Regions from separate parts of the Homo sapiens genome. Here regions 2, 3 and 4 are each linked to region 1. Evidence: chromatin loops called from intact Hi-C (ENCODE). Cell type or tissue: IMR-90. All regions are shown on one strand. Each heading gives the region's core, and the rest is flanking DNA. Links, peaks and the distances in the headings are about the cores only.

The links. A loop is a pair of places that touch in the nucleus more often than their neighbours do. Peaks named below come from ENCODE experiments on the same cell type or tissue, not always from the same donor. Only the 100,000 strongest peaks of a DNase experiment are listed, where the experiment ranks them.
Region 2: it touches region 1 in a loop (11-fold over the local background); 11 of 110 quality-filtered maps call a loop at or near these places.
Region 3: a loop joins it to region 1, with 12 times the contacts of the local background. A loop is called at or near these places in 7 of 110 quality-filtered maps.
Region 4: a loop joins it to region 1, with 4 times the contacts of the local background. A loop is called at or near these places in 12 of 110 quality-filtered maps.

What each region holds. Positions count from the first base shown.
Region 1 is chr21:21,159,459-21,167,966 of GRCh38, reverse strand. All of the region lies in intron 1 of NCAM2 (neural cell adhesion molecule 2), which reads right to left. Among named protein-coding and RNA genes, the nearest start is that of NCAM2, 170 kb to the right of the region's middle. In IMR-90, for the core only: a CTCF peak has its summit at 3,854 (motif pointing left); DNase peaks (open chromatin) are centred at 2,516 and 3,846; H3K27ac peaks cover 1,589 bases.
Region 2 is chr21:21,370,814-21,379,321 of GRCh38, reverse strand. NCAM2 (neural cell adhesion molecule 2) reads right to left here. Exons shown (of 18, transcript NM_004540.5): 9 at 5,309-5,459. Among named protein-coding and RNA genes, the nearest start is that of LINC00317, 360 kb to the left of the region's middle. In IMR-90, for the core only: a CTCF peak has its summit at 5,154 (motif pointing right); no DNase peak of the experiment used is centred there.
Region 3 is chr21:21,684,495-21,693,002 of GRCh38, reverse strand. No RefSeq gene overlaps it. Among named protein-coding and RNA genes, the nearest start is that of LINC00317, 49 kb to the left of the region's middle. In IMR-90, for the core only: a CTCF peak has its summit at 3,926 (motif pointing right); no DNase peak of the experiment used is centred there.
Region 4 is chr21:21,917,981-21,926,488 of GRCh38, reverse strand. No RefSeq gene overlaps it. Among named protein-coding and RNA genes, the nearest start is that of LINC01425, 180 kb to the right of the region's middle. In IMR-90, for the core only: a CTCF peak has its summit at 4,659 (motif pointing right); no DNase peak of the experiment used is centred there.

The DNA.
Region 1 (8,508 bases), core at 1,173-6,172:
GCTGACCATATATAATTAGTTAGGATGGATTCCCTCTGCTTCTATACTTTGAAAGAGATTATGGAGAATTAGTGTAATTACTTCCTTCAATGTTTGGTATAATTCACCCATGAACTTATATGGGATTGGCACTCTCTATTTTGTATTACTTACGGATTCAATTTATTTAATAAGGGCCTAGTCAGATAATCTGTTTCTTTTGTGAGTTCTGGAAGATTGTGTCATTCAAGGAATTGGTGTGTTCTGTGTAGGTTATAAAATTCGTAAGCAGATAATTTTTACAATATTCCTTTATGATTTTAATGTCCATAAGATCTGTAGTGATGCCTCCACTTTCATTCCTGATATCAATCATCTGTTTCTTTTTTCTATTTTCTGAGGAACCCTGAATGGAACGAAGTTTGTCAATCTTAGTACTCTTATCTAATCTTATTAAACATTGATTTTTCTCTCTTGATTTCCTGTTTTAAATTTCATTGATGTATTTGTTTTATTATGCTTACTTTAGGTAACTGTGCTCTTTTTTTCTGTTTCCTGAAGTTCAAGCTTATAAAATTTTAAGAAAAATATATTATAAATATCTCTTTTATGCTATTCAAACTAAAACCAAAGAGTAAACCATTATATAGAAGTAAACAGATATATTGGATTATCCTTTTTTTCTTCAAAATCTACATCTAATCATGGCTAAAATTTTTAGCGATCTGATAATAAAGCACAATAGATTTCAAGGGGAGGGTGAGAGAGAGAGAGAGAAAACTGGCAGTCCTCTCTGCAAACAACACAAGAACGTTCACTTTAATTCCCACCCACTCACCCAGTAGTAATTCCCAGATCACCCCCAAAACACAACTAAAAAAATCTAGAAAGCCATTTACATAAAGGTTAATCACATAAAAGAAAGAGAAGGGACATAAAACAACAAAACTAATAGCATAATTTGGAGATAAAGCAATACTTAGAGAAGGGTAGTCAGCAGGTTATGGTAAAATATTTAAATATTTGTATACAGGTTATCAATATAAGTTGATGAAATGGCGTTTAGTCTGAATTTTGTGACTGACCAGAAAGATTCTATTCCACCAAACTTTTTGAGAGAGATGCAATATGTTGAAAGACAAATTACTGCTTGGGAATCCATGTAGCAGGAAGAGAGTGGTTTTATTTGAACCTAGCAAATTCAAATAAAAATCTGGTAAACCTAGAGGCATCATTCTGCGTAACAATGTGGTCACACAATGTGATGATGATCTGCAATAACTTTTAATGACTGGGTGGAACTCTAGCAATGTATAATATTAAAAGTAAGTAACTTTTAATGACTGAGTGGAATTGTAGCAATTCTAGCAAGAGTCTCCTGACTCTTATTGTTCTGGTTACATCTATTGCAAATGGCCCATCAGAGAATATGATGGTATACAACTTCTGGGAAACTTATCATTGTATAAGTCTTGATGACCAGGCCAGGCGCGGTGGCTCACGCCTGTAATCCCAGCACTTTGGGAGGCTGAGGCAGATGGATCACGAGGTCAGGGGTTCGAGACCAGCTTGACCAACATGGTGAAACCCCGTCTCCACTAAAAATACAAAAATTATCTGGGCGTGGTGGTGGGCGCCTGTAATCCCGGCTACTCAGGAGGCTGAGGCAAGAGAATTGCTTGAACCTGGGAGGCGGAGGTTGCAGTGAGCTGAGATGGCGCCACTGCACTCCAGCCTGGGCGACAGAGCGAGACTCCGTCTCAAAAAATTAAATAAATAAATAATATAAGTCTTGATGACTAAATGCTTAAAGGCGCTCCAGGTTATAATGTACTAAACAGGAAGCTGTATGCCCTAAATGCCAATGTGTTCTTTGTACAAATATGTATTGCCTTGTTTTGGTGCCTGAAAAGCTATTAAGCAGACCTGAAAAATACAATAGGTTTCTCAGGGAATAAAGCAATAGGCATCACAGCGGGGGTCCCAATTCCCTTAGAGAATGGCCCCATCATTAAACAGGAAAGGTTATGGGGAGCTCTCATAGCATAGTCAAATTAAATTATAGCAATCTTAGCACAAGCCTGTGACCAAGGCACAAAGACTGCTTTGACCCCAAATGACTTATAACCCAGAGATAATGAATTGTAATGACTTATAACAATATCCTGAATATGTACAAGGGCCAATTCATTTGGGAAGGCAGGGAAAATACACCTGTAATTTTTACTGATTTGTTCTGTGATTAAATATAAATGTGATTAAAATATAAATGTTATAATAAATATAAATGCTCAGGAAAATATGATAGTTTTATTGTAAGAGAGTGTATGCCAAGGGCCAGATGGGTGGAATAGGTAAAAAATGAGCAGGCCTCGGTTACCCCAACTCTGCACATTCCAAAGAAAGAATTGGTTGACTTTTCAGAGACAACCTATTCCTTAGAATATTCTCCCTGGTAAGAGTATGCGTGGTTATGTATGCTTGAGGCCCTGGGCCACACTGTATTTATGTTGGCCACCAGTACTTGCATGCCTGAGGCCTTTGGTCAGAGTAGCAGTTGGATAAACCATGTGATTTAATGTGAACATCTGTTTTTGCTCTGGAAGGAGGCTGGAGTGAGTAGCTCAATCAGTCTAGAGGGTGCTAAATGCTTAGGTAAGGGACTCTGATAAAACTTCTGGACACCCAAGCTCAGAGGAACTACTCTAGTGGACAGCACTTTGCATGTGCTGTCATTCATCATTTAGGGGAAAATTAAGTGTGTCCTAGTGTCATTACACTGGAAAGAGACACTAAGAAATGTATGTCTGGCTTCTATTTGCCCCATCTGCCATTTCCCTTTGCCCTTTTGATCTGTATCTTTTCCCTGAATGAACAGTATCCATAAATACCACAGGCTTTCTGAGTCCTCTGAGTTTTTCTAGTGAATTGCCAAAACCAAGGATTGTTTTGGAGTAAAACAAAACTCAAACAAGGCTGTTATGAGAATTAAATACAACAGTGCATTTAAGATAGTGCCTGGTATATGATACAAATTCAATCAATTTTTGTAGTTATAGTTACCTTAAGCCCTTACATGTTGCATGTATAAAACTAACACAATTGATAGTCACTCTATTTATTTATCTGTGAACTGTCTTTTCTTCACATGAGAGTAAACCCTACATTGGTAAAGTTTTTATCTGTTTGATTCACTATTTGACCCCTAACACCAGGCATAGAGTAATCACTCAATTAACATTTCTTCAATAAGAAAATCAATTAAAAAATAAATAACAAGCATGGAAGTTGCAATAAATTAACTTAAACTTAACTAAAATTCATAATAGGTTTAAAAAATCTGAAGAAAAGTTAATTTGTAATTGCCTCGTTTGGTTTTATGATGTTTCTAAAATTAGAACCTTGTAGAGAAACAAAAAAGTTGTGAAAACACAGATTTTGACTCATTTGATAACTGCTAACTTCTGTCATCTGACCAAAGGTAGTCCAGTTAGTCTCTCGGGGTTATGTTACTCACTAGAAAGGTCAGGCAATATCAATTCTTCTTTGCAAATATCTTGCAAAGGTAATTCAGTCATTCCTTACATTTAAAATTAGTGGCTTTTCAACTTCTTTGCAAATCTAACATTTTGTTTCAAAAGGTCAAACTTCTATAGTTTTTCCAAAAAAGTATTTGTAATCATCCATGAAATTGTAATACTCTATTTTCAAGATATTTTTCAATGTCAAATAAAAATACAGAAAATTCCATCATAGCAAGACAATTGGAGTGCAAATATTTCAATTCTGTAAGTTACAGTACTGCAAAAATAAGGCTGAGTTTGCCCAGCCAAGGATGATCAGGGATGCTACTGCAGCCATCTAGTTTTAATTGAATTTAGTGCCACCTGGTGGCAGCTGTCCAGTCTTGCTAAATATAAATAGATTTTTTTTCTAGGTCCTGGGATGTTGGTTGAGACTTCCAAGTACACTTGCAGTGATTCCAGGAATCGTTATTAATTCTCATCCATTGCATTGGTCTAATCCAGACAGACTGGGCCAGGAGAAAACTGGGGCCATCAGAACCCAAACTGGTCCCACTGTACTAATTATTAGCTAGAACACAAGACTCTGGGAGTAAAAAAATAGCATTGTATTTCAGTCCCACCTTACTAAATGTGAAACTTTTGTATTTACTTAAGTTTTTCTCACTTCAATTTGTTTATCTGAAAAATAGCAGTGATGATGGTGATTTCTCTTTTAACATTTTAGTAATGATTACATAGATAACACATGTAAATTCTGAGAACGGTTCCTGACACTCAGCAAACAAATAGAAACAAAAGTACAAACAAGAAACTATTATTATCATGTCATGTTGGTAACTGTACAGAAAACTACTCTTAAAAGATCTAATTCATTAATGCTTAATTCATGTACGTTATATCAAGCAACACAGGCATAGCAAAGACAAACTGTGGCAATTCAATGTTTTGAATCTAACAATAAATAATAACCTCAGCAAAAAAAAATAAAGCAAACGAAAATGTTTTCAAGAGGGAAGAGTGCTGATTAATTAAAACATATTTAGCAAAGCAGAGAAGAAGGCCAGACAAACTAGCTGTACTCTGGATAATACTGGAGCTTTTCATCTCTCTTCTACCTTCCTACATCCCTCTAGAGCCTCCCTTCTTTCAGTAAACTGCCTTTGAAGTACCTCAACCTGCTCTCTCCTACAGGTAATCACCGACCTCTATTTTGGCTGTCAACACTGAATGTAATGCATTTATCTTTATTTTTACTGCACTGTAAGCTTCTTCAGTGGAATTGCTGAATGTATTTCCTTAGTCTGTATTCCTGACATCATTAATTCAATGCTGTACACCAAGGACAGAAATACATGATTATATGAACATCTCTTTTTGCTTCAACATTAGTATTTAGAAAAGGGGATGAAAGAATATGCTAATTGGACTCTTCATTATTTTAAGCACAAGGACTGAGTAAGCAATTGGGACTTCCCTTTTTTTATTTATTCATAAAAGCAGTTTTATCTCCTCACAGGAACTGCCAAATTTCTTCTAAGTGGCAAACTTAAACTACTGTTCATGATATCTTTTGACAGATAAAACATCAATCCGGTTTCTTCACCAATAACGGATATATTTCGGATCAGTGCTGATGTTGGCAACTTTTAGAAATAACGATGACTTGTTTCCTAAGGTTTTGGGTAATCTGACAGGTTTTTTTTACAGGTCTTTGTCTGAACCATGATACATGCCAATCATCACCAAGAACTTCTTTTTCTTTTCCATGGCTGCAATCATTTAAGTACATATGTCAAACATAAGACTGGAATATAGTAATGCACACTTTGGACTTTTTCACTAAATGTGTGGAGACAAATTGTACGAACTTGAGAGGACCTTTCTTTTTCATACAGAATTTCTGCTGATCCAAATATACTCCATTCTCTTAACAGCCCACAGTCATATGTAAATTGTGATATATATTTTATGCTAGTAATTTGCTAAACTGGTATTTAAACAAAGTTTTAAGCACAACTGCTCATGAAAATTTACAACCTGGTGAATCAGCAAACATTCATCTTTATGTTTTATGTATATTTTTCAAACTCATGACCCATTTTATTTTTGTATTTAATAGGAAAAATATTTTTCTTAACTTGCCGGTAGAGTTGTCATTCATTCTATAAAGTGGTTTTGAAATCATATCTTAGAACTTATTTTGTGAAAATATAATTACACTTCAAGTGTGTTACAGATAAATATCTGTGTGAAGTAAATCCTTCCCTGAATTTGTTTCTGTAACTGGATGTGGCAAAATAAAGTTTTCTTTAAGTACTATGAGGTGAATTAAATATGGGAATATCAACAAAGTAATAAGTATCTCTAAATACATTATCAAATGGTTCAGTGACACACACAATAAGATCCTAGTATAGAATCCCTTTTGTCAAAAATCCTCATTTCTGAAAGCTATAATGCAGAGAGTGAATAAGAAACAAATATGAAATGAAATATTTTTAACTATTTTACAATCCATTATATCGTTGAAAGAAATTATTCCAAAATTACCTAAACTGTACCCAATAACCTACTTCTTGTCCTCATAGACATGACTACTGCAACATCTCTGCTCATTTAGCCTTCCCCTGGCCCGACTGCGTTAATTATCAATTACGTACTAAGTGCACCTTCAGCTCCCTAGCTCTTCTAATTACTCTATGGAGTTTGCATATATATTGGTCCTTCCAGTAACACTAATAGATATATATACATATATGGATATATCACATGTATATGTCACTAATAGGACAGACACAGGATATTGCATAAATATTTTTAAATACACACATATATATCCTATACATGTTATCTTGCTCTCTCTCTCTCTCTCTCTCACATACACACACACACACACACAAATGAGAGCACTGCAATCCCTCACATTTCTCAACAATTCTCAATTATGAGATTGTTGTTAAGTCCAGCTTCAGTGGGCTATCATCTGAAATAATCGTTTTGGCAATCTAGGTGTGAATATATTAAAAAACAACCCTACCACACAATTGCTTAATCTGAAATCTGGCATATAGTAAACAGTTCGTGTTTATTGAACAAATACATGAAATAATAAATAAATAAAATAAATAAATAAATAAAATGCACCAAATGCCTTACAGACATTGTATTTCTAACTTAGTCCTTTTTCCGTCTTAAAATTTTTTATCTTTTTTTCTCTATAATCATTGGTTTCCCTAATCTTCATTCTGTCTTAAGATTATTGATCTTTTTCCTATCTATTCGCAAATAATATTCATGTGTTATAAATTTTTTCAAGGATCTAACTTTTCTTGTTTAAATTAATTCACAGGACAATTTATTCCTTCATTTTGTAGCAGAGGTGTGCTAGATAGCAACAGGAAACCTAAACATACATTAATAGTCCAAAGTTCTCAATCACTATTTCAGGGACTTCTTTGTTACAGTATGGAGTGATCTTACGTATACTGAAATATTTGAACTCAATAATTTAGACTGGATGAAAAATCTCTCCAACATTATTCAGTGCTATAGGGCTCATTCAAATATAATATAGTCAAGAACAAACAATTAAATAGAATAATTAAAGCAGAATGTCATTGCATATCAAAATTATGATATTGGGTCCTTGTTTTCACATTTCATGGTGTATATGAAATGCAGATACTCCATTTAATAAAGTCATATTGTTACTGTATCTTCACATTTTATACAATGTCCTAGAAATTTTACCATACTCAGTATTGTCTTGCATACACAACACTATAGCATAGAATTTAAGTTTCCAAATGTAAATAGTAAGAAATAAAGAAATGATTTCACAGATGAGATTCATCCAATTTTACTGATATGAGACTGCAGTATAGTCCCTAAGTTGTTTCACTTTTAAAGTTTGTTAAATTAATTTTAAGCTTTTTCAAATTAAAGATTTTAGAAAATATTGTAAGACTTTAGGATATTTTGTAATAAATAAATATTACTCTTTAATAAAATAGCCATTCTCATATTTAGTTGTAATACAACACAAATACTCACTAGAAATCTAATTGGTAAAATTCTTGCCTGCAATGGCAATGTATTGAAAACAAGTATTTTATGCTACAACAATATATTTATATTAAAGAAGTATATAGATAATTATATATTATAGAAGCATATAGATCAGTGGCATTACTAAGTAAGCTACTGTTTATGCTTATTTCAAACATTCATTCATTATCTTTTGGTCTTTTTGTCCACATGATGTCCACACGCTGAAAATATTTATACTGCAAAAATTAAATAAAATATAGTAACAGTTGAGTCTGCCAGAAAATTTACACGGTACATATATTTAAAAGACTTGTTATTGAGAAATGCTAAATCAAAACTTCAGGAGTCTAACTGAGATCTACCAAGGCGCAAAATATTTGAATACGCGATGAGCATAAACTGACTTTTCTCAGGTCTTCCGTATCTCAGGCAATAACAAATTTCTATAGTTTAGGGGCTCTTTCTTTCCCAGTACGTATCTCTCACCCAGACCAATGTTGGAGTTGAATATAATTCACATATACATGTATATGTATACTCATTTTTTTTACATTATAAATGTTTAAACCACAAAAATCAAACAATACCACACACATACACAATATATGCACACAGTATACACACACAAAAACATATATATACAGAGAGAGAGGGAGAGAGAGAGTATCATGTGTTGCTTAATGACAGAGAAACTTACTGAGAAACTCATAGGCAATTTCGTCATTGTGTGAACGTCAGAGTGGACTTACACAAACCTAGATGGCATAGCCTACTACACACCTAGCCTATATGGTATAACTTATTGCTCCTAGGCTATAAACACGTATAGCATGTTAGTATACTAAATACTGGAGGCAACTGTAATACAATGGTTAATTATTTGTGTATCTAAACATACAAAAGGTCCAACAAAAATGGAATATAAAAGATAAACAATTGAACACCTGAAGAG
Region 2 (8,508 bases), core at 2,243-7,242, 210 kb before region 1:
GCATGGTGAATTCAAAATACATAGAAGAAAGGAAATAATGAAGATAAAGCCAGAATCATCAAACTGGAAAACAGACATATTATAGAAAATATGAATTAACAAAATGGAAAGCTAACACTCTGAAAAGATCAACAACTTTGTCAAACTCTTAGCTAGAAAAAGAAAAGTCCTTTCTATTAACTAGTGCTTGATCAACTAGAAATAAACATGGAAAAATAATGAACACCTACTCCACAAAAATGAACTCAAAATTAATAACAGCCCTAAGGTAAAACCAAAATCTACAAAACTTTAAAAAGAAAGCTTAGACATAAATTGTCATGGCCTTAAATTAGGTAATATTTTTTCAGAAAAAACACGAACCGTATAACATGTAAAAGTCCAGTTTGATAAATTTAATAAACTAGACGACAGCAAAATTATAATTCTTTGCTTTTGAAAAATTTACCTGAAGAAATCAAACAAAAATGTTTATTCCAGAGAATAGTATTTATATATCCACACAATCTGCAAAAATCTTTGCAGAAGTTTTTTGTCATAGTAGTCAATAACTAAAAACACGTAAAATGTCCATCAATAGGTACTAGATAAACAAACTCTGTTATATCTGTAGGATGTAATAACAGGAACAAGTAGTATAAATTATTGATGCACACATATACATGCGAATGTATGCCAGCTGTGAAAGCTCAGCAGAGACAATTCAAATAATGTGAGAAAATATTTGCAAACCACACATCTGATAGAGGGTTAATATTCAAAATATACAAATAACTCAAGCAAATCAATATCAAGAAAACAACCTGATTTTAAAATGGGCAAATTATCTTTAATTGATATTTCTCAAAAGAAGACATACAAATGGCCAACAAGTACCTAAAAAAGTGCTCAGCATCACTAATCATTAGGGGAATGCAAATTAAAACCAGAGTGAAAAATCACTTCATTAGAATGGCTTTATTCAAAGAGATGAACAATAACAAGTACTGAAGAGGAAGTAGATAAAAAGGAACACTTGTTGGGAATGTAAATTGGCATGGCCATCATAGAAAGTGGTATAAAAGTTCCTCCCAAAAAGAAAATGAGAGCCACCTTATAATTCAGGAATCCTTTGTCTGGGTTTATACCCAAAGGAAAAAAAAAAAAGTCTGTACCTGGTAGAGGTATCTGCAGTCCCATGTTCATGACAGTATTATTCACAACAGCCTAGATATGGAATCAACCTAAATGTCCACCAATGAATGAAAGGATAAAGGAAATGTGGTATAGATACACAGTGGAATACTATTGAGCATTTAAAAAATGATAAATCTTGTCATTTGCACAACATGGATGAATCTAGAGGACACTGGTGTTCAGTTAAATAAGCCAAACACAAAAAGACAACTACCTCATAATCTTCCTTAACTGTGGAAGCTTATAAAGTTTAACTCACAGAAACAGAGTAAAATGATGTCAGCAGAGGCTGGGGTGGGTGCATGGGAAGGAAGGAAATGGGGAGTTATTGATCAAAGGGTAGACAGGCAGATAGACAGGAGAAATAGGTTTTGAGAGTTATTGCATAGCTGGATCACTACAGTCAATAATGTGCTTTTCAAAGTAACTAAGAGTAAATTTTAAATGTCTCACCATAAAAAAGGTAGGTGAGGTAATGGACATGTTAATGAGCTTAACTGAATCATTTAACACTATATACATATAACAAAAATTACATTGTACCCCATAAATGGATACAATTATTGTTGGCCAATCAAAAATAATACTAATGATAAATTTTTAAAAGCATCACATTTGTACACCTTAAATATATACAATTTTTATTTGTCAACTATAACTAAATAAAAGTAAATAAGTACATTTCAAAGATAATAAAGTAAATTAAAAATAATACTGCATGACTCTATGTATATACATTCTTACATGTAAATGTAAACTAAATTGTAGTGATCAAAAGTAGATAAATGGATGCCTAGGGATAGTTGTAAAAAGGAGGGATAGATTTTAAAGTGACTTGAGAAAATTCTTGAGGGTGATGTAAATGTTTATCTTGATGATTATTATAGATTTAGTGGTGTATACATAGGTCAAAACTCATATTTTACATTATATATGGGCTTTTATTGTACTTAAATATATTTGAATAATGTCTTAACAAGAGATGATATTTATTTTTCTAATTATCCCCACTCAAGTAGAATAAATTTGAATGTTTCATTTTGGAAAAAAAGGAAAAATGATCAAGTGTTATAAGAGCCATTCAACTCATTTTCAACAATATTTGCAGAAAAATAATCAATGCTTAGGGAAAACAAAAAGTAGTTATATTTACATGAAAGTTTAATAGTAAGAAAATTTTTTTCAATGTATATTAATCTAGCTACCCTCTAATCAAGATGGCGGCAATAATAATCTCAGGGGATACTCAAATAATTCTCAAAACATCCTTTTAGAAAACAAGACCTTTCATCCCTGTTTAAATAAGATAAACTAAACTACATAATTTTCTGGTGAGCTTAAGTCTGCACATTTACCTTGGAATAATTAAGCAGAAACATAAACCAATATTTAAACTTATAAAGAAGGAATGCAATGTGATCAAAAGCAACTTGTACTTTGTTAGAAATCAGTCCTTGAAAAATAAAGTACCCAATGTACTTTTTTCGTATTAAAGTTATTAATTCATGGTATTAATAGATTACAAGAGCAAATAATTCAAATTGCAATATACAGTTGTTTGTTTATCCCATTATTTTCTACCCAGCTAAAACCAATAACTAAAAATCTCATGTAATTATGTATTAGCATTTTACATTAATTTGATATTTTATTCATTCTCACTTTGAAATCTGAATACATGCTGCGGTTTAATTTAAACTCCTGTTGATGGTAGACTTCTAATAAAGGAGGAGCTATGTTTTATTCATCTTTGTGTCCATTATCACTCAGCACAAAACCTGAAGCTTAAGGTGGACCTAGTATGGTTTTTAAAACTATTTTCAGTGAGGTTTTACAACATAAACATATATGAATTATAATCTTAATTTCGGTTTTCATTTGTTTCACACAAATACCTATGCTGTCATGCATGGACAATAATTCAGAAATCCCAGGGCATCTCTGGAGAATGTGGATACGCTTGAATAAAAGTATCTTTAAATGCTTGAGTATAAATAGGTCCCAACAGTCTCTTCTTTAAACCCTCTTATCTTATAACTAAGGAAATTGAGGACTCAGGGACACATAACACACTATTAATTAACATATTAGCTAGTCCTATTATTCTAATACTAGCATATCTTGTACGAGCCACTCTGCCTTACTGTGCTTTGGAAATATCCATAGTGTTCATTTCTCATAAACTCCACTTTTCTGAGGACCTGCAACAGACATTTAGTACTAATCCTATGATACAGCAAATGTTTTAAAATATTAATGAAATGCAAAGAATAAAAGTCCTAAATATAGTTTCATTAAGATAATATGTTGCCTAGCAGCCTAGCACTTTTGTAGGACAGTGGAAGAGGCCAGGAGGTCTCATATAAATCATATCTTGGCATGCTTAAGTTTTTTTTTTCTTCATTTAGATTCACATTTAGAAAAATTAAAAAAAATCATAAAGTAAATTTTGGTTTAAATAAACAAATTTTAATTAAAAATATAACAAATGTACTGTAAAAGTGTAAAGTATTTATAATTTGCTAATGATGTTGTTGGTCTGAAAAAGAAATATACTGTAATAATGGAAAAAAGTAGAAAAAATTATTAAGGGAAAAAGGTTAAGTAAGTTATTGGCATCACTTCCTCCTTTGTGTGTTCTCAATATTATCAATGCTTTCCATTTTTATTTTTTTAGAAAGTGTGATGGAAATAAAGTGGCTTTCTTAGAAGCTGCCTAATATCAGCAAATGAAGTCAGTAATTTGTGTCAGAATCAAGTTGCCTTTTATTGTTGACTGCCTTTCATAATCCTTTTTTCTTTTTTTTTCTTTTAGTTACGAAGTTTAGTAAATTCCAACAACTGTATGAATAGTTTTAAAAAGGTTGTTACAGATCCAGGAATTGTATAGTTTAACAAATATATCAGTGGGTGTTTTTTTTTTTGTTTTTGTTTTTGTTTTCTTTTTATCCTATTATGGGAATTTCTTTCCTTTTTATTATTATTATACTTTAAGTTTTAGGGTACATGTGCACAATGTGCAGGTTAGTTACATATGTATACATGTGCCATGCTGGTGTGCTGCACCCAGTAACTCCTCATTTAGCATTAGGTATATCTCCTAATGCTATCCCTCCCCTCTCCCCCAACCCCACAACAGTCCTTTTTTCTTTTAGAAGTTTCTGATTGGTCTTTCCATGAATTTCTTGACAAGCACAGTCTATAAAATGTAAAATAATATGGATAACTTATGTCTATTCTTGAGAAAATATTTTCTTTTTGAAGGCATTCTCGATAAGAGAATGCATCTTGTTTCACAGTTACCATTGCATTCTATCAATATTAATGTACTAGACATGCTCCAATAGAAATATTTTGTCAATAAGAATATCTCATACATTCCACTAAGAACAGCTATGTCCTTTCAAGCATCAGAGACTCTCCAATATTGATGCTTCATAAATATTTATTGAGAATGATGTTAAGTTTCTTCCTTTTTAAATAGCATGTATACCAAATTATTTTTAAATTCCATGCAGTGACCAGAGGGGTTTTGTGAAAGCTTGACTTACATTAGCCCTCCCATTTCCCAAAACTCACGTGGTTATGTACATTTTTAAATTTATTTTAAAAACTATCCTTGTCATGCTCCTTTCTTCCAGACAGAAAATAAACACTATTTTGATAAGACAGCATATTAGTACATTTCACTGCATTTAAAATACTCTTTATAGTTTATGAAAATGTAAAATAGCCTAACAAAACAATTTGAATAAGAAATGTAAACACTACATATTTGAGACATAATCATAAATATTATAAAGAAATAAAAAATCTAAAGTGATATCGACCAATTACTGATAATTAATATTTTTCAGTTGATACTGTGTTTTGAGTTCAATGTTGCAAAAAAAGAAAGACCATTTTCAGGAAAAGCAATATCAAAATGATGAAATATACAGCACTGTGAAATATCCTGTAATTTCCACTAGATGTCTCCAATAACTGACTGAATGATTCCTATATTTCCTCTAAAGCTATGCATTAAGTACTGAAATGTGAACTACATATATATTTTGGTCTTTATTGAAAAATCATATGTTTCAAAGCATGCAAAGTTATTTTAATGAAAATACAAAGGAAAGTAACTTACATTCAATATCAAGGTACATGCTCTTTTGATGCCCTCCAATTCTGCTTGCAGCTTCACAGTCATATCTCCCTGAATCTGACAACTTCACATCTTTAATATGCAGTGATGAGCTTCCATGCTGCCCTTTGACTTCGATACGGCCGTCCAGGCTCTGTTTACATCGATTCAGGAAAAAGAAAGATTTTATGCTTGTGTGTGCAAAATGGTGACCAAACATATAACATTATGTTACTTCCCATGTTTCTCTGGCAAAAAGAAAAAAGAAACTGTTCCTGATGTAGAAAGTATTTCTTGTATAGCTAAGAATAAGTTTTTTTTAAAAAGCACACTTTTTACATTCTCATAGCTTCATGAAGGTTTCCTGTACCCTGGCTGTATAATGATAAAAAGCATTTCAATGACTCCAAACAAAACCCAATCACTCAGCCTGATGTTTAAAGATCTCTCATGTGGTATCACCTTTCTGTCCAAGCACACTTTACAATTTGGATACCGTCAATTCCAATTATTTTGAATTACTTGTACTCTCCACAATATCCTGTGCTTTGAATAAACACTCTTCACAGACGTGTTTTACACTTTTCCCCTTTTTTTCTCTCTATATTTACATGGCAACATCCTACTTTCTATCCTTTAAGTTACTGGCAAAATTTCATATTGTATTAAAAATAGTTCCTGATTGCCTAAATAATTATGACTTATTTGAACTACATAATTTTCTTGGAATAAGTTGCTTTTACTAAAGTCTTGCTGGAACTTCAGATTTCATCCCATAGTGTGATAGTATAGTTGAACAAATGTAAGAAAATATTTATGGTACTTCACGTAAAAGTCACTTAAATTTCTAGGACAGAAACAGTATATTCTAATATTTTTAGAAAGCAAATTATGTTATAGTGAAATTTACATGCAGTTGAGTAAAGAAAATGTACTCCTTCAGCTATTATTTACTATGAGTTAAGCACTTGTACTTAATTAACTTTATTGGAATATAACAACAAAATACATTATTAATAATGCAAAGCAAATTATTCATTTTTATAAAGGAAACGTAATTATTTCACAGTATTGAAAAGTAAATTTTAAAGTTACATGATCTTCGCTTGAAAATAAACATGTTCTCTTGTAATTACCTGTTATACATGACATGGCTTTGACTTGTGAAAAACTATTGGTGTATATAGATGTTATTAGTAAAAATGTTTGCATTTAAAAGTTATTATCAATATACCTGAAATTATTAACATAAATTCTGGAAAAACAGACACTGTGCCCAAGTGTGTGATTCCTAGGAAAGTTAGAAGCCATTCTCAGGTTCATCACTGGCTCTGTAATGATGCACAATATGCATTTGAGTCAAATACTTGCACTAAAAGTCCAAGGTCATTTTCTATTTTCGTTTCTGACATTCTAAAGGACATGTCTCTTTGTGCTACAGAAACGCATTACAAATATCTGAAAGAAAATTCATTTATATCTTGGCTCTGATTCAACACCTACTAAAGATTCATTTAAGACATCTGATATTTGATTGAGACAGGTTAATGAGCATTTTTGCTGTCTATCTAGTATTTCCAGGTTCTATCACTGAATTAAGTAAGATGATTAGAAAACAAAGTGTCTGACTGTACATTATTATTCCATCCTTTACAAAAACGCACTCTCTGAAATTTGATTTGATGTTATGTTCTTTGCCCTTCTAGAAGGTCAGTTTAAGAATTGCTTATTTAAATGGTATTTCAATATTTTTATAATATGGTTATTTTTAGAGTTTATTGTCCTTTCAAAAATCCCTTAATCAAATATCCATGTGATAACCACTTCTTGAGTTTATTTGCAACTAAAAGTTTTTGTTGACAATTTTAATTGTCAAACAATTGAAATTATATAATGTGTCATTATTTATAGGTTATTTTTTGTGGCCTCACCTGACTAGACGTTTATTGTCAAATTTAGAATCCAATTAGAGTTCACAGCACATTTGAGGTGGCCAGTATTCCAAAACTTTCTATTCTTTCTACTGTGTCATGGAACACTTTTAGAGTCATTAAATCCTTTGGCCTTTTGGGAGATTGATGGATCATCTCACTTAACCATTCAACAATTATTTTGTGTCAGAGCGTGTGTGTGTGTGTGTGTGTGTGTGTGCACGCGCATTTATTTTACAATAAGCAACCAGGCACTGCGATGCAGTGCTGAGCAAACTGTAATAGTTTCTACCCTTGGTGGCATTAAAGTTAAACAAACAAGATAGATACTAATTTTACAGTACAATTCAAATAAATGTGAAAAGCACCAGGTAGGCAAACTATATCTTTCTAGGAGTAAGTGGAGGAATGGGGTAGGTATGTTTCCTGACAAACCAAAGTGTGGATTGTGATCTGTAAATAGTGAAAGAAGGGTGGTGTTGAGGGAAGAATTCCAGGCAGATGCCCTAAGAGGACATAAGAAAGATATGAGAGAAGCAAGAATACGCACAGAAGACAGTGGGGTCATGTGGTTCTCCTGATGATGGACAGGTAAATAGGGACCATAGGCAGAATGCAAGATCAATGCAGATACACAAAAGAATATGCACCCCATTGTGGATGCCTTCTATAGGTATTCTGTTTGCCTCATTCCTAATGGCATTATTTCTCTATCGAGTAAGTAAACTCAACTTCAAATACTCTGAGGTAAAGACAATGCATAACTGCTAAATATGTAGACAGAAAAACCAACACTCTCCAAAGGTTATTAGAATTAATTTATCCAAACTACCTTCTCAAAACTGTTTTAATGTATCAAATCCACCAGTTTCTACAGTCATACTAAGAATTTTAAACAGAAATACTGTTTTCCCTCCCTGTAAGTTTCTTCTCTTTACTATTAGCAATAATGTTCTTTCCTCTGGATTTGCTCCTAGCTTTCTAATCTTCCTCTTATTTCAATTTCATGAGCTGACCTCTTGTATAATTACCATTTCACCCAGCAGTGTAAATGATGTCAGAAAGATAAATACATGCAATCAAAGTTCTTCACTTAGGTAGTTTTCTTATTAGGTCCTCCTGTCTTTCTCTTTTCTTTGATAATAAAATAAAAAATTTATTCAACAAATAGGAATTGAATGTAATAATTATAAAAGGCAATACATACATATGATAAATTATACTTGTTAGACAACATCCAAAAAGCTTTACATTTACTAGTGTATTTAATCT
Region 3 (8,508 bases), core at 1,714-6,713, 520 kb before region 1:
AAATCTTAGACAATAAAAAGGAAACCATTACAGCCTAATGAAATATTTGATCACAATCAAGAAAATTTTAATTTTACTAATTATTTGGCTTATACATGATTATTTTTTAATATTATAGTAGTAATATGACATAAAAATATAGAATGTGGCTCCCCAAAGACCATCAGAATAGCCTGTTCATCACCAAAAGTGGAGTTTATTACCTGCTGTAGTATGGAAGAGCATGGGCTTGACAAAGTGATAACACTGCCTGGGAAAAGGGATGTGGTGTTGCAGGCCTGTAATCCCAGGTACTTGGGAGGCTGAGGGATGAGAGGGTCACTTGAACCCTGGAGGCTGAATTTGCACTGAGCTGAGATCATGCCACTGCCCTCCAGTCTGGGCCACAGAGCAAGACTCTGACTCAAAAAAAAAAAAAGTATGGAAAATATACTTTATCTCTGAACACTAACATTGGAAAACTAAGAAACATTACTTACTTCTTATTTTCTCTTTATTGTGGAATATTTGAAATATTCGTGCTTTTACAACAAGCATGTATTGCTCCATAATTAAAAGTAAAATTAAATTTTATCACTGAACAAAGTTCTAATAGCAAGATCCTAAAAATATCTGGTAAAAATAGCACTAAAATAAGTGCCAGTAAATCTATCTTTACTAATAAAACTAGTATTATTATATATAACTTTTAGGTAAATGACATTATAAAAGTCATTACTTTTTAAGTAAAAGTCATATCTTTTCTAGGCTCAAGTTTCTCATATGTAATTGAGGCATTATTACATCATTATAAATGTCTCTTCCAGTTGTACTATCCTCTGATTCTAAATAATAATAAACCTGAATATCCATGGAAAAAAAATAGAAGTAGGGAGAATGGTGACATAAACAGCATGAAAGTTTACATACAAAAACAAGAATCCTCATTTCTAAAAGTATGCCTTAAATTTTCTCCATGATTGTACAAGATTTATTGGATATATCTGCTGACTGCAATTTATGAAGGTTAGGGAAAAGAAACAGTCTCTTAGGTGAGAGACCCAACTTAAATTCTCAAACAGTTTTCTCAAACCAGGATCTTCCGAAAACCAGAGGCAGACTCATTAGGGGAAACGCATAAAATATGCATATCCCTGGGCTACATCCAAGATCTATTGGATTAGAAAGTGACACTGGATCTCAATAATCATCATTTATGGTAAATTGGTCAAGCGTTACTGATAAAATCTGAGAACAACCTGTAATTAGAATTAGTAAAAAAAAAAAAAATGGCAGCCAGTAATAACTACAAAAACAGAAATTACAGGTTAATTGCAGATATCATTATACCTGCTTTAATTTTTTTTTAAACAAATCTGCCATAAGTCATCTATTCTGTATCTGGATGACCACTGGTTCCAAGTTAAAGGAGTCTAAATTGATAAACTTAGAAAGAATGTTGTGGTTCTATAGCTAAAGCAAGATTTTTCAGGTTAGTATAGAGCTAGACTTTAAGATAAATACAGTAACAGAGAGATGGCAAGTAAGTTGGGAGGGAGTCTGTTCAAATAGTTCAGTGAAACCATAGGAAGCTTTACTCCTTATAATCACTCCCATAGCAACCTGACTGAAAGCTCTCAAAAACAGTGCAATTCCATCGACTTTCTGAGTATTAGTTCTGGGCGAAAATGTGGCTGCACTACCACAATCTCAGAGAATGTGTTCAAGGACAAAGTCACTATTCCAAAATTCGGGATAGTGAGCCAATAGATGGCTGATTTGTCATCTGCTCTACGAGAAATGACAAAAATACAAATGTAAAACTAAAACATGATTTTTTTTAGCAGCCCGCTTAAAGCAAACCATTTCAAAGGATTTTATTCAATAAATACATCCATTTTATGTCAATGAATATGTCCATACATTATAACCGATGCAAGTGAGTTAGAGAAAAACATTTGGGAGGAAAAATTAAGAAGAATATTTCTATATGATTCTTTCACTGGAGCGATACATTTGTAATATATTTTTGGTAAGATCACTTGTTATTTGATTAACAGATGTTTACAATGTCATTAAAGCAGTGACTGTAATTTCACCAGGGTCACACACACAAAAACTTTAAAAATGATGAAAACTTTGGAATTCTCACAAGCAAAGTGTATATATACAAGACATTTTCATGTTTTCCCAAATCTCTTGAATCTCATTCATGGAGCATTAATTGTTATTTTGGAGAATGTTTCTGTAAAAATAGTGAAAAAAGTAATAAATGTAAATTGATCTTATTAAAGATTTAGCTTTTCAAATCTGTCAGAGGAAAAGGTGCTTTATGATTTTTAACTGTCAATCACACCAAAGCATTAGGTAGGTTGTTCTACATATTAGTCATTGAATTTTATCTGTCAAAATGGAAAATACGTGGGTAGTCACTTGAAAGTTCAAGCAAATTTAAATGAATTAAAGGTTCAAATAAGTAATTACTGTCATTGAATAAAAGGTTACTTAGGACTAAATTTGACCACTCCATCTATTTTATAGTCTCCAGTCAAAGTTTAGGTGGCTGTATATCATTGCCACTGTTTTTAAAAAGCTGACATAGGCATTAGTATGATGACATTGAAACTAATTTTACAAGATATTTTGAATGTAACTAAGCATGCGACCTGTGGTCTAAAGATATCCTACTGCTCTTTAATTCTAAGGACAAATCTCTGACAGATTAAGTGCTGTAAATCTTTTACAGATGCTGTCATGAATGCCTTCAAAGGCCACTCAATTTCCCCACAGTTCTGCCAGGAAAGAAAGATCAACTATGGGTACATATACAAGGAAGGAAGCAAGATAATCATTTTTTTTCTAGGAATTGCAACGCTGATTGGAATTCCATAAAATGTTATTAAAATGCTCAAAAATGTAATTAATGACAGTTGAGAATCTCAGTACTAAGCTCTAAAGCTTTGACAGCAAAATATTAAAAATAAGAATAATAATATAAATGTAAAAAACAGAATAAGTACATTACATGATGTCTAAATAATGACATGTAATTAATAAAATAATAATAGTTTGTTGAGCATGTAGTATATGCTGAATATATTTTATTTATAAAGTTTATTTCATCTACAAAAGCTGTACAAGGTTGTGTTCCCATTTTTTTCTTAGGGCCCAAATCAAGTGCGGCAAAATTAAGAGATGAGAGTCAGGCAACTGCAAAGTATCAAGCTCCAGATTCAAAGTCAGGTCTTACTGGTCTCAAAAGTTACATCTTTTTTCAATGAATTGGAGATTTTGTAATCATCTAGATTATAATATCAATGACGTTAACTAGATAAATAACCTGGTTGGTATTTATATCAATTAACCTTTGCTACGTCACAATGTGCCCCGCAATTTCCCTCAAAAAATTAGTAGCACGTAACAAAACAACAAGATTTTCTTTGACTGTTACTTGGCTAGGTGGTTTGTTTGTTTGATCGGGGTTGGGTGGTCTTGGATGTTTTCCCTCCAGGGTCCAGCTGGAACTAAGACACTCAGGCACTTTCTCTGAGTGGTCTCTCATCTTTTAAAATATTATCCCCGACCTGTTCATACAATGACAAAAAAGCATCTCAGAGAGAAGAGTGGGGCAAGTCTCACTGGGTGAGCACTTTTCAAGGCGTGGGTTACTTCATCTCTTCTTCCATGAACCAAAACAAGTCACGTGGCAAATTCTTTCCACAATACAATGCTCTGATAGAAATGGACTCAATTCTATGACTATTAAACCAAATGCTTTAAAAAAAAATCAGTGTTAGCCTTACCAAAACAAACAAAACATTTTTTGAATGAACAGAAACTTCCACATATGTGGTAAGTTTTCATACTTAATTAAAACAGAAGCTTTGCTCCTCCCTACCACTCCCTGCCACACCTGCTCCGCTGCAGTCTTCTATGCATCCAGCTGATGGCGACGCGGCCCTTCCAATTCGTTTGGCCCAAACAAGCCTCTTTCTTGACTCTTCTTTTTCCTTTTTCACATATCTCTTTTCTTTTCCAATCCACCAGGAAATTCTGCGGCATTTACATTGCAAATATGCAGAAAATGGCCACTGCTCACCACCTCCATTACTAACATGTTGGTCCTCGACGCTGTCATCTCGTTTGTATTTCTGCAATGGCCTCCTAATTAATTTCCCTAAGTCCACTCTTACAAACCTACACTTAACCCGGTAGTTAGAGTGACTCTGTCAGATCATGTCAAAACCTAATACTGGCTCCATATTTCAGTCAGAGTATAAGCAAATTCCTCACAGTAGCCCACAGTTTCCTACATATATCTGCACACTCTACCATCCTCTTTCCCTCAGTACCTTTTCCTTGAATATCTCATTTCAGGCTTACCAACATCTCAGAGGTTTCGCAAACAGGGAAGGCACACTTCTGCTTTATGAACTTGCAAATATCCTCACAAATCAGTGTTTTTCCTCCTTTTATTTGTTGCTCAAATGACATCTTCCCAATGAGGCCTGTATTGATTCTGATCAATATCTTTATAATTATAAACCATGATACACATCCTTGACTCCCCAAACCTCTATTTCATCTAATGTTTCTATTTTTCATAATATTTATCACATATAAACACATCATATAATTTACTTATTTTGTGTTTGTTGTTCTACAAGAGAAGGAAAGAAACTTTTGTTGTGTTTAGTGGTTTATTTCAAGTACCTAAAAGGTGCTCAAGAAATTTTGAATGAATGAACGATCATAATAATACAGAGGATTAAGATATTTTGATATTTTAGCAGAAAATAACCATATTTGACTATTTAAATTGACCAAAATAACACTGAACAGCAACAAAAATTTACATATATATATGATATACATATTCTCAAGTAAAGGTTCAGTATAGTAAACCAAGCTCTCTCATTTGTGCTCATAAACTTTAATCCTGCCTTTATAGGAAATAATTGAGCATAATCAATATCTCTGATGAGCAATCCATGAGGAATATCATACTTATTTTTTTCTGAAATCCCTGCCATCATTAATATGGAGTCAGATGAAGTGAAGTTACAACTAAGTGTAATGATAAAGCATTTAATATTCCTAGACAAAAAATGAACTTGAACTAATTTTATTGTTCATAACTTTCATTTCCTAACCATTTGTAAGTGACACTTACCAGCACATTACTTGGTAATGACCCTTTACAATTAAAAACAAACACTTTAATTAGCATATTTAAACTTTTTTTCCAAAATATTAATTGCCTAATAATTATGTGGTAGATTTTGACTCCAAGGTACAGAAGGGATTACTACATTCATATTAATTCTATGATTAGTGGTTTGTTGAATATTTTTATAATAATGATCTTGAATTATTTTTAGGGAAATAAGGAATTAAAAATTATCCCTGAACTATTTATAATAAAAATGTTTTATTGAATGCATTAAATCATTTATGTTTTAAAAACTCTACATTTATCCACTCATTCATTTATTTTATTTTTTATATTAAATGTGTAGATAACATACATTCATTTTATGTTCACTTAGCATTTGCCTGGGAAGCCTCAGAATAAAAAGGAGTTATTAAGCAAACTGCTACAATCATGTATGCATTTGGGTTAAAAAATGTGTTACAATGATGCTATCATAAAGAGAAAAATAAGTAGTTGTAGTCTTTTACCAATATGCTATGTAGAACCAAATAACACTGAAAATGGAGAATTTATCTGCATCTTCATTATCTTTCTCTTACACATCCCATTTCTTGTATCTCAACCTAGAATATGACTATTTTCTAGTTATACTCTATGTAGATTAAACATGCTAGCTAAGTTACTACTTCAGACTCTTTTCTCTGGTCTGTTTAAGGAGCCATCTCTAGCAGCATTCTTCTATTCTCTCCTACCCCTCACCAGATACAGACGGTGATCTTAAAACATAGATCCAAATTCATGTGTATATCAAAACATCATTGTGTACACCTTAAATATATGGAATAAAAATAAATTTAAAGATAACATTTTTAAAAAGAAATCTTTATATTTTCAAGTTATTCCCAGACATTGGAGTCTGTCTGTAAACAAACCATTCCCTCTTTGCCAAATCCTAATTATTGATGCAGAGAATGGACAATCATAATGTAATGGTGACTATTTCAAGCCATTAAGTTCCAGGTAGTTTGTTATACCACACTGAATAACTGGAACACCAGGTATGCACCTTAATGACTGATGAGAGTGATTGTGTGACTGAATAATTGATTGTAACCTCTGTTCTATAATCATGATGCATTTAACGAGAAATTCAAAATTTTGGACAGAGCTTTGTTAGATACTTCATCATGAAAAGAGAAACAGATACCGGTCGTCTGTCAAGGCACAAACCTACAAAATCTGTAGATTTCCTTAACCATTTCACTGATCATGGTCACCAAAGCTGATCACAAGCAGCACTTTCTAGATCAGTTTATCAGAGAAAACAATAATGCTTTGATCAATGATATAGTTCCGTTGTGCTTCCACCCACATTTCATCTTGAATTGCAGTTCCCATAATTCCCTTGTGTGGTGGGAGGGACCCAGTGGGAGATAACTGGATCATGGGACTGTTTCTCACATACTGTTCTTGTGGTAGTGAATAAGTCTCATGAGGTCTGAAGGTTTTATAAGGGGTTTCTCCTTTCACTTGGCTCTCATTCTCTCTTGCCTGTTGCCATGTAAGATGTGCCTTTTGCCTTCGATCATGATTGTGAGGCTTCCCCAGCCACATGGAACTGTGAGTCCGTTAAACTTCTATTTCTTTATAAATTACCCAGTCTTATGTATGTCTTTATCAGCAGCATGAAAATGGACTAATACAATAAACTACACCATTGCAGTCAGGGGTGTCGTTCATGTAAGACCTGAACTGATTTTATGGCTATGATACAAATAATCTCTTGTTAATTAAAGAAGAAAAAGGAGGAAGATAAGAACTGCTGCTCTTCTCAATAGAGGCAGTGAAAGCTAACAAGATTTAGTTGGTAAACTCCAAATCATAATTTTTACTTTAAAAACTATTTTCTGATAGTTGTTAAATGTAACTTAAATTCAGTATCACCAATAGTGCTTACAGGAGACACTGTAAGGTGTTGAGAGTAATTAAGTAACATTAATAATTTTTCAAATTACTCAAATTAATCTGCAAATAAAATAAAGAAATGTGATTAACATTTATGCTGTGTCAGATCATTTACAAAATAAAAATTTTTGATCAAAATTTTTATAGCTGGGTTTTAACCAGCAACGCAAATTATAGGAGTAAGTAGGTTTAGTAAATATTTTGATTTTAATTATAATTAGTTTTACCTACAGCATCAGTTTTACTAATAATGCATTTCAATAATGTTCATTTGCTTATAATTTTATTTTTATGTAGAGTATATTCAATTTCCATTATATATAATACCTCTACATGTGTGTAATTATTAATACATGTATATAATTATGCCTTATCAACACTAAAGCTCTGTTCTAAAATCAAAATGTTAAAATATAGAGTTACATTAAAAGGCATTACCTTCTGAAATTACACAAGAAAAGTTTTTTCATTTACCTCTGTGATGGTTAGTGTAAAAGAGCAACCAGAATTATGGCAATATTTCTGTAAAAATGAATAAGCTATGAGAATAAGAGCTATTTGCCAAACAAATTAAGTGAAAACCAGAGAACTTTGTTTTTTTGATTTTTTGCATTACACAGAAATATTGAAATTATTTTACTTCATTCACACATTCATTTTGTTATATATTTTCTGTTCTGAGAAACTTATGAGTTATCTTGTCAGAATGATTTTTGAGAAGTTTAATAATAATGAGAAAGTGTGAAATGACCTAAGAGAGTAGAAAGAGGAATGGAATAAAAGTATATAGAATTTCCACATAGTACTGGGGCTTCTAACTACAAATAAATGCATCTTCTTGAGGGAATAGGTTATGTATTAACTCCTTTTGTGTATCCACAATATTGGTAGAGTATCTACCACATGACTTTTACTAAGTATTTGTTGAATTAAATTGAATGAAAATGAATGCTGCATCATTTTTACTTAACCCTGACCTAATAATATATGACTTCTCATGTTTATCTACAATTATATTATAGGAAGAAAGAAAAAAAATTACATTTGTTGTCTTGATTCATTTTTACCACTACTGCTGGGACATAGATCAGAAGTCCTGGTGTTTGACAATATTGCTCTGTTTCTATTATATCTCTCTTTTTGGGGGTGGAATTTGCTGGTGTCCATTCTTACAAAGGCATTTGCAAGCTTAGAGGAAGAGAGGACTGTCTTTGCTTGTGTCATCTCTATGGTGACCAACTTAGGTGATTCTATAAAAGAAAACCAAACAGTTTACAAGGATTTCCTTTCAGAACTTATTCTTGAGGTTGTACTGCTGGACTCAATTTATCTAACCCTTCTATCACTCAACTTTCTCTTCCATATTTAAAATGGGCTTCCTCTCTCAAATATCCTTGAACTTTAATTGC
Region 4 (8,508 bases), core at 2,266-7,265, 760 kb before region 1:
TTATGCTGGCTTTGTAAAAATGAGTAAACAAGCAGTTCTTCCTCTTCAATTTCTGGAAAGAATTTGTGAAGTTTTAGTATTGTTTCCTTTTTAAATGTTGTAAAAATATAAACATAAAACTATGGTTTAGAAAAGATGTTATAGACTCATTTCTCCCTGCTCATCCCTGCCAAGTACAGCAATACACTCTGGAAATAACGCAATAGACAACAAATGGAGAACTGTGAACAGAGAAAAGTGAATGTTAGAGACTACAAGGACTGGAGGAATAGCATAATATTAGGATGTCTTGTGAAGCCTCAGCCAACACAAAAATGTGTCTCAGCCTGATGTTGCCCAACCTCCAAGTTAGCAAGAAAATATAGTCAGCTTGGTTCACCACTCACCTAGATCAAACAGGAGTCCTGCCAGCAATATCAGTTGAACCTAGTAGTACTGGAAAGAGGGACTGATCAAAACCCCACTGACAAAAATCAAATGGAAAAGTGCTACCTTTCCGCACAGGGCCTGCGACTCCTCTCCTCATGACAGATATAGCAGGTATCTAGTGTCATTAGCAAGCGAGATTTCACCAAACCAAGCACCAGGCCAGGGCAGAACTCTCTGGCCCCTGCCGGCAAGGGATCCCACCACAGGGAATTGAGCACAGAAAGACTATTTTGGTCCCTATGGGCCTAAGTCTTTCCTCCCTCACATAGAAATACTGAATAGCCAGTAGGCACCCACAAAGGGGATCTGCTCACATGAGTGGTCCTGCTTAGGAAGTGTTTTTCATTCTCCCAGGCCAAATCCTCACTTTCCCACCATGGCCCAGCCTCGTAAACACCTTCTGTCCTCTCAGGCACCACCGATAGTGACCACCGCAATTTAAATGGTCATGGGATGCACAGCTGAACAATATAGACCAGAACCTGTGTGGTAAACCTGAACAGAGTGAATACCTACTACAATAAAATATTAACTGGGACCCTGACTTTCCTAACATAACCAAAATATTCAAGATTTAAAGCAAAAAAAAATCACCCATCATCCCAAGAGTCATGAAAATAACAACTTGGAGAAAAGGCATTCACATAACATCAATGTCGAAATTCATCAAGTATTAGAATTATCTGTCTAGTATTTTAAAGCAGCAGTAATAAAAAAAAGCTTCAACAATTAGACATTCTCTTGAAACAAATTTAAAAATATAGCAAAAGGTAGACAATATAAAAAAGAGCAAATGGAAGCTACAGAAATTATATATATATATAAAACAGTGAAATAAAACTTGATGGAAGGGCTCAAGAGTACAGTGGAGATAATAATTGAACTAGAGGACAGATCAGTAGAATTTACCCAATCTGAAAAATGGAGAGATAAAACATTGGAAGGAAAATGAAGAGCCCTTCAAGGACTTGGACTTGTGGGAAAATAATTTAAGATTCAATATTTCTGAACTGATGCCAGTTCAACTAGGAGAGGTTAATATAGTGCTTGGCAGCATAAGTCCCATGATTAGCCTTTTTAACAAATGGTTGTACTTGGATCCTGCCTCTGGAGCATGCTGTCTGAATAAGTAGAGAATTTTTCAAATCGCCAAATGCTTGCTCCTTTTAGCTTGGCTGTTTCTTCTTCAACATATCTGTTTCTTCTCACATTTTACTATAAACAGCAAGGAGAAACCATGTTGCACCTTCCACACTTTGCTAGGAAATCTCACCTAAATATCTAAGTTTATCACTTACAAATTCTACTTTCTACCCAACAACAGTACATAATTCAGCCACATTTCCTGCCACTTTTTAGCGTGGATTCCTTCAATGTCCAATAACACATTCTTCATTGCTTTCTAAAGGCATTACCAGAAGCACCTTTAACATTCATATTTTTACCAACAATCTGTTCGTGACAATATATGCGTTCTCAATGATGTGAGAACATTCTCTGTAGCTGTACCCATTTCTTTTGGAGTCTTCACTAGATCACTTTTAACATCTGTATTTCTGCCAGCAGTTCCTTTAAGAGAATCTAGGCTTTTTCTGTCAAGCACCTCAAAACTTTTGTATCCTCTATCCATTTTCCAATTCCAAAGCCACTTCCACATTTTTTGATATTTATAACAGCCGCATCGTACTTATCTGTGCAAAACTTTGTATTTGTTTTTTAGGGCTGCTGTAATAAAGTACCGTGGAATGGGTGGCATAAAACAACAAAAACGTATTCTCTCACAGAGAGAAGGAGGTTAGAAGCCATAAATTAATATGTCAGCAGTGCTATGTTCTCTCTTATCGTTCCTTGCCTCTTCTGGTGGTTGCTGGCAAACCTTGGGATTCCTTGGCATGTAGGTGTATCACTCCAGTCTCCATCTCCATAGCCACATGGCACTCTCCCTGTGTCTGTGTCTCTGTGTTTCTGTTTTCAATTCTTTTGAAAATAATCAATTATCACATTAGAGCCCATTCTAACCCAACATGACCTCATTATTACTTAAAATTAGTTATATCAGCAAAGACTAAATTTCCAAATATGACCACATTCTGTGGTTTTTGGTTTCTGAGAGACACTATTGAACTCAGTATATCATTCTCCCCATGAGTTTTATAACATTTTATTATTAAAAGAGAAATTATAATACTATCCTATACTCAAGACAATGTTATTTAAAAGTAGTAAAAGTACAGGAAACTGAAGGGAGGTAAGTTTTCTACACTGCACTCCAAGTGCTAAATGTTATAAAGAAGTACTTTTTGAAACCCTCTCTGTTTGGAATATATACGTATTTGTATATATTTGAGATGGTTTTGATCATTAACTCAATATTCTTAACAGATATATGTCATTTTAGATTCTATGTTTGTTCTTTAATTTTGTAGAGTCGAGTTTTTCAAGAAATATGTCAATTTCATCCAAGTACTCAAAGTTATTATAAAGTTTTCTTTTAACCTTTTAATATCTGAATGATCAATTTTTGATATCCTGGTTTTTATTTCTTATTTTGGTAATTTTCTCTTTAAAATATTTCTTTATTAATCTCACTATATGTTTATCATCTTTATTAAACCTTCAACAGAACTACGTTACTTTGCTTTATTTTTGTTTTTGTTACTCTTGTCTTTTATTTCATTGACTTCTGTTTTTATTTTTATTATTTACTGCCCATTATTTTTAATTTAATTTGTTCTTATTGAGCTTATTGGGTAGGAGCTCCTACAATTGTTTTCAAAATTTATTCCTCTTAAATTATAGGCATTTAAATCTACAATCTTGCTTCTAAGAACTATTTAGGCAGTATCTTATATATTTAAATATTTTGAGTTTTCCTTTTTTTATAATATTTTAAAAATAATTTGGGGATGTTTGCTTTTACCTATGGGCTGCTTAGAAATGTGTCATAGAATTCTCAAATATTGGGGAATTTTCTGTTTCTTGTTTTATTGATTTTGAATTTAATACAGTTTGAGTCAGGCTAAACACTGTATTTTTTTATAATTTGAAATGCATTGAACGTTGTTTTATGGACCGAAATATGTTTTTTTCTGTGTGTATTTCTAAAGCCTGTAGAGTTGTAATTGTTGGACATACCTTTCTGTAAATCTTCATTAGGTCAAGTAGGTTGATAGTGTTGTTATGATCTCCTATATGCATGCTGTATTTTTTCTACTTATTCTATTAATTACTGACAGAAGAAATGTTAAGTCCTCAAATTTTAGAATTTGTCTGTTAGTTTTGTTTCATGCATTTTTCAAGTTCTGTTTTTAGGTGTATACATATTTAGAAAATAATGTCTTTCTAATGAATTGTTCCTTTATTATTATGATGAAATGTCTTTATTTCTTGACTCATTCTTTTTTTATAAAGTCTACTTGTATCGTAATAAGATAGTCACTAGGATTTTTATGCTTATTATTTTACTTCTAACCTAATGGTGTCTCTCATTTTAATACGTATGATTTGGGCATTGTTTCTACTCTAAACTCTTAGCATTTCCATGGTCTCTGACTTGATGACCTGAGATTGAGAGATGATTAACGATCTCTTTCCCTTTTACCTGAGCTAGACCTCTGATGTCCCTGTAGCACTGTCTGACCTCTCTTATTTCTGTTGCTTTGTTCTACATTTGGCTGAAACTGCTCCACTGTAAGCTTCATGCGCTCTTGCTCCGCACATTCTGTCAAGCCGTTCATCACAGGAAGCCCTCATAAAGATTTCTGCCTCCTCCTTACCAACCGTTTGACACTACCTCCTTTCCAGTGTCTTGCCCTGTAGATCCAAGATTGCTGATCTGAACTCTGATTTTTGCTCTTGGGTCCAGTAGTAACACCATGCCCTGCTAAGAATGCAGCTTGCTCTGCCACTTTTAAGGATACTTTCACCAGGAGCCAGGGTGATTTTGAGGTTTGCCTTCCGATTTTCCCTTCCCTCAGTGATCAGTCTTTTGTTGCCTCTTTTCTTTTGACTAATAACATTAGTCTCAAATACCCCGTCTAGCTTTAAAGTTGTTTATTGTGGGATGGCAAATTCAGTACCAGTTATTCTATCATATAATCAGAACCCCCTATTTTTTGTTATTGTTTCCTTTCATCTTTCATCTTTTCAACTTTATATTGCTTGTGGGAAACTAGCTTTGACTCTGTCACTTAGTAAATTCTGTGACATACTAATATCCTCCAGGGGGAGCCAAAACATTAGCGTGCAGGTATAATGCACCTGGATCTCTGAGGTTCCACTGACCATGAAGGTATTTCAGATGAAATCTTAGTAAGAAATGCCTTGATTTTTTTTTTTAATCGCAGCAGATACCTCTGTTTTAATTAGGACACACACTAGTTAAAGGAAAATTTCCTCACAAAGATGGTCATCAGATCAAAGTCATATCTGTGAAGATGATCTATAGCTTCAGTGGAGATTCAAGGCCTCAGGGCTTTAGACGGAATGTTGAGTCTTTGAAGATAAATAATGTCAAATCCATTATTTGATAAGGTCTTGCAATCAAACTGTGGCAGTGATTTTAATGGTTTCATTTGAATGTTTGCTGTAATAAAAGGATAAGAATGTTACAAATATGGTGAGTGTGTAGGGCGGGTTCTTTAACTTCAGAGAGTTTGCTCATAATCCTTTTTGGCTTTAATTTATTTTCATTGACTGAATTTCCCTTTGAATTTTTAAAACTCCAAGCCACTTTGCATATTCTCTTTTTAACTCTGACCTTTCCATTTATTTATATATTTATATGCTTGTTGCTCTGTTTCAGTTTTTTTTTAGTTCTTAATCTCACTGCCAAACACTGGCCCTTGAGTTCTGTTTATTATAGTTGAATTTAATTGTGACTTGATGTAAAATTACAAATGGGTAACAAATTGTGAATTTGTGATAAAAATGGAAAGCTATTCAAAGGAAGAGTCACCTATTTGGTTTCCTAGAGTCATCTCCCAGTTGGCCTCTCAAATGCTAATTTCACTTTCTTTTAATCTATCCTCCATATTTTGCCCATGTGTTCTTTCTAAATACAATTCTATTTTGGTTTCTCTTTGCATCAAATATACCAGCAACTGACCATGACATAAAATTCAAAGATAAATTTATTAGTGAGGCAAGATGGAGGTCATGCATATCCATTAAACTCATCACTAACCCTCTCTTCTCTGCACACTCTGTGTTCCAGGCATTCTATGAAGTATGTTAAACTCTCCAGTGATATGTTTTCTCTTAATGTCAAGTCTTTATTAATTCTGTTCCTCAGCCTAAAATTTCACCTCCAAACACATCCATCTGTAAAGTGCTTGCTTCTTTTATCTTTTTTTCAAGTGTTGCATTTTCTTTTTAAGAATTTATTGACACCCTTTCCTCCCTCAAGCAGGTCCTTCCTTCTCTTTCATGGTTTTCAACTTCATTCTCTAGGTATTTCTACTGTAATAAAGTGTTGAAATTGTCTAATTTATGTCTATATTTCCCTATATAGTTTGTGGTTCTTACCTTCTTATGGACTGAGTCCCACATTATTCTAAAATTCTCAATGTCTACAACTTTATTTATATTTGTCCCCAACATCATTCAAAGTAAACTCACACATAGCAAAAGACTTTGAACTGATAAATAAATAAGTGTGTAAATAAATAAATAAAAGGTGGAAAGAGCCCTGTTTTTTACATAAACACGCCAACTGAGGTCAAGTACAATATGGAAGTTCTTTTTAGCCTACTAAAAATAAATCGAAACTCAAACAGAATATGTCATTTTTTTAAACCTTGACTTTTTTTTCCTGGCTATAGTAAAAATGTGGGAGAAATATAGTTATATGATGAGAAAGCAATTGTAATAACCCTGGAATATGATTTCCTAGCCAGGTCGGAAGCTGAGCAGAGACATGGCTCCACTAGAGTAAGTGTTCTGCAGAGAGACGACACCTCTGGCTGATCTGTGTGTTCCTGCCACGCAAAGCTGCTCTCTAGGCCCTCTGTGAATAGACATGATACTCACTATGCATATTTCCTAGATATGTTCCTGAGCCTAGGAATTCCTTGATATATTTTCTGGTTTCTTGGAAAAAAATAGGTGTTACCTAGGACCTCTCGGCTTATGCTAGAGATAGCAACATAGGATGGGAACAGAGCCTGCTCTCTTTGTTGAGGTATTCTCACTCCTACTAGTCCAAACATACTCTTTTTAGCTGGTGAATTAGTACATTTCCACACTGCTATAAAGACATACCCGAGACTGAATAATTTATAAAGAAAAGAGGTTTAATTGACTCACAGCTGGGGAAGACTCAGGAAACTTACAATCATGGCAGAAGGGGAAGCAGGCACATCTTACATGGCAGCATGCAAGAGAGGAGAGTGAAGGAGGAATTTCCACACACTTATAAAACCATCAGATCTCATGAGAGCTCACTCACTATCATGAGAACAGCATGAGGAAAACCAACACCATGATTCAACCACCTCCCTTCCTCCACACACGGGGATTATAATTCGAGATGAGATTTGGGTGGGGATACAGAGCCAAACTATATCTGTTGTGATCTCAGTGAAACTGCATAAAGAACAACTATGTCCAACATAAGGCTGTAGAATAATAAGGAAAAGCATGCACTGTGCTACATCCCTTCTTGATTTATCCCCAATAAATTTTATCTAGTATCATGAGGCATTAGTAGTGTGTTTCAGTAACTCCCTTAGATGATACTAGAAACCCAAGATAAGCTGTGTTTTACTCATCCTGGTACCCTGTTTCATTTTTAATTTTGCTTTTTGGAGATAATTCTAGTGAGCCATCTCATCACCTAGGGATAATGACAGGTGACAAGGAGGCACAGACCCACAGGAGTTAGTCCCCGTCCTCCCACAGAGACTGGGTGAAAGAACAAGTTATCTCCCTGAATGTTTGCATTTCAGAGATAGCTCTCAGGTCCTTGAAGAAACAGTTTAGAGTGTTAGCTTCACGTCCATTACAAGAGATTAAAAAAAAAAGATACATAATTGCAAGCTGCCTATGGAGTGAACATTTGTGTACTTCTAAAATTTATTTGTTGAGACCTCTTTCCCACTATGATGGTGTTAAGAAGTGAGGTCTTTGAAGTTAATGAGATTATTAGGGTAGAGTCCTCATAAATGGGATTACAACCCTTACAAAGGAAACACCTGAAAACCTCCTTATCCCTTTCACCATGTGAGGATACAATGAAAAGACCGCAGCCTGCAACCTGGAAGAGGGCTCTCAACAGGCACCACTGTGATCACAGACTTCCAGCCTCCAGCATGGTGAGAAATACATTTGTGTTTCTTAAAAGCCACACGGTCGATGGTATTTGTTATAGCAGCCTGAATGGAGCAGTCTTTTGAAGTAGCTTCTCCAAGATGGTTTTCCACAGCCTATCTGCTTATCAGCAGGTTTTTGATGGAACAAATAGTAAATTCATTTGGCAACATTGAGCTTTCTCAGGCCGACATTATAAGGGGAAAGGGGAGGATGTAGAGTAGGGGGAGAGCTGGGGTCATCCCAGGAACACAGCCTTATACTGCTATTATAGAAGCCATTCTAGAGTTTGGTCATCTCTTAGTGCAGGGGTTTGGATGGAATCGCTGAGTCGTTATATGTCGAGAGGTCTACCGGTCTCACTTCAATTGATATAATTTTCACGCCTGAACTATTCCTCCTGACCCTCTTCTGGTGCCATTCCTGGGGAGGACACGGAACAGGGGAAATGGTGATTTCTCCAGGTTAGCCTCTTGCTTGTATTATGGCAATAAGTGATGGGAGGCTTGACTGTTTCTCGTTTTGGCTTGTTGTCTTCATTGGCTACTCCCACACCTGGCAGTGTGGCTTCCTCCGACTCAGCTGAGCCTCCTGCCATACTCCACTCCTTTACCAAATAGAGTCCTTCTCTTCCTTATTTGAGAAGGAATTGTATAGTTCATTTCTCTTCTGAATAATATAGTTCTGTTTTTTTTCTGTGTGTATGTCAAATCTGATTTTTGAGGAACCTCCATACTCTTCTCCATGCAGATATACTAATTTACGTTCCCA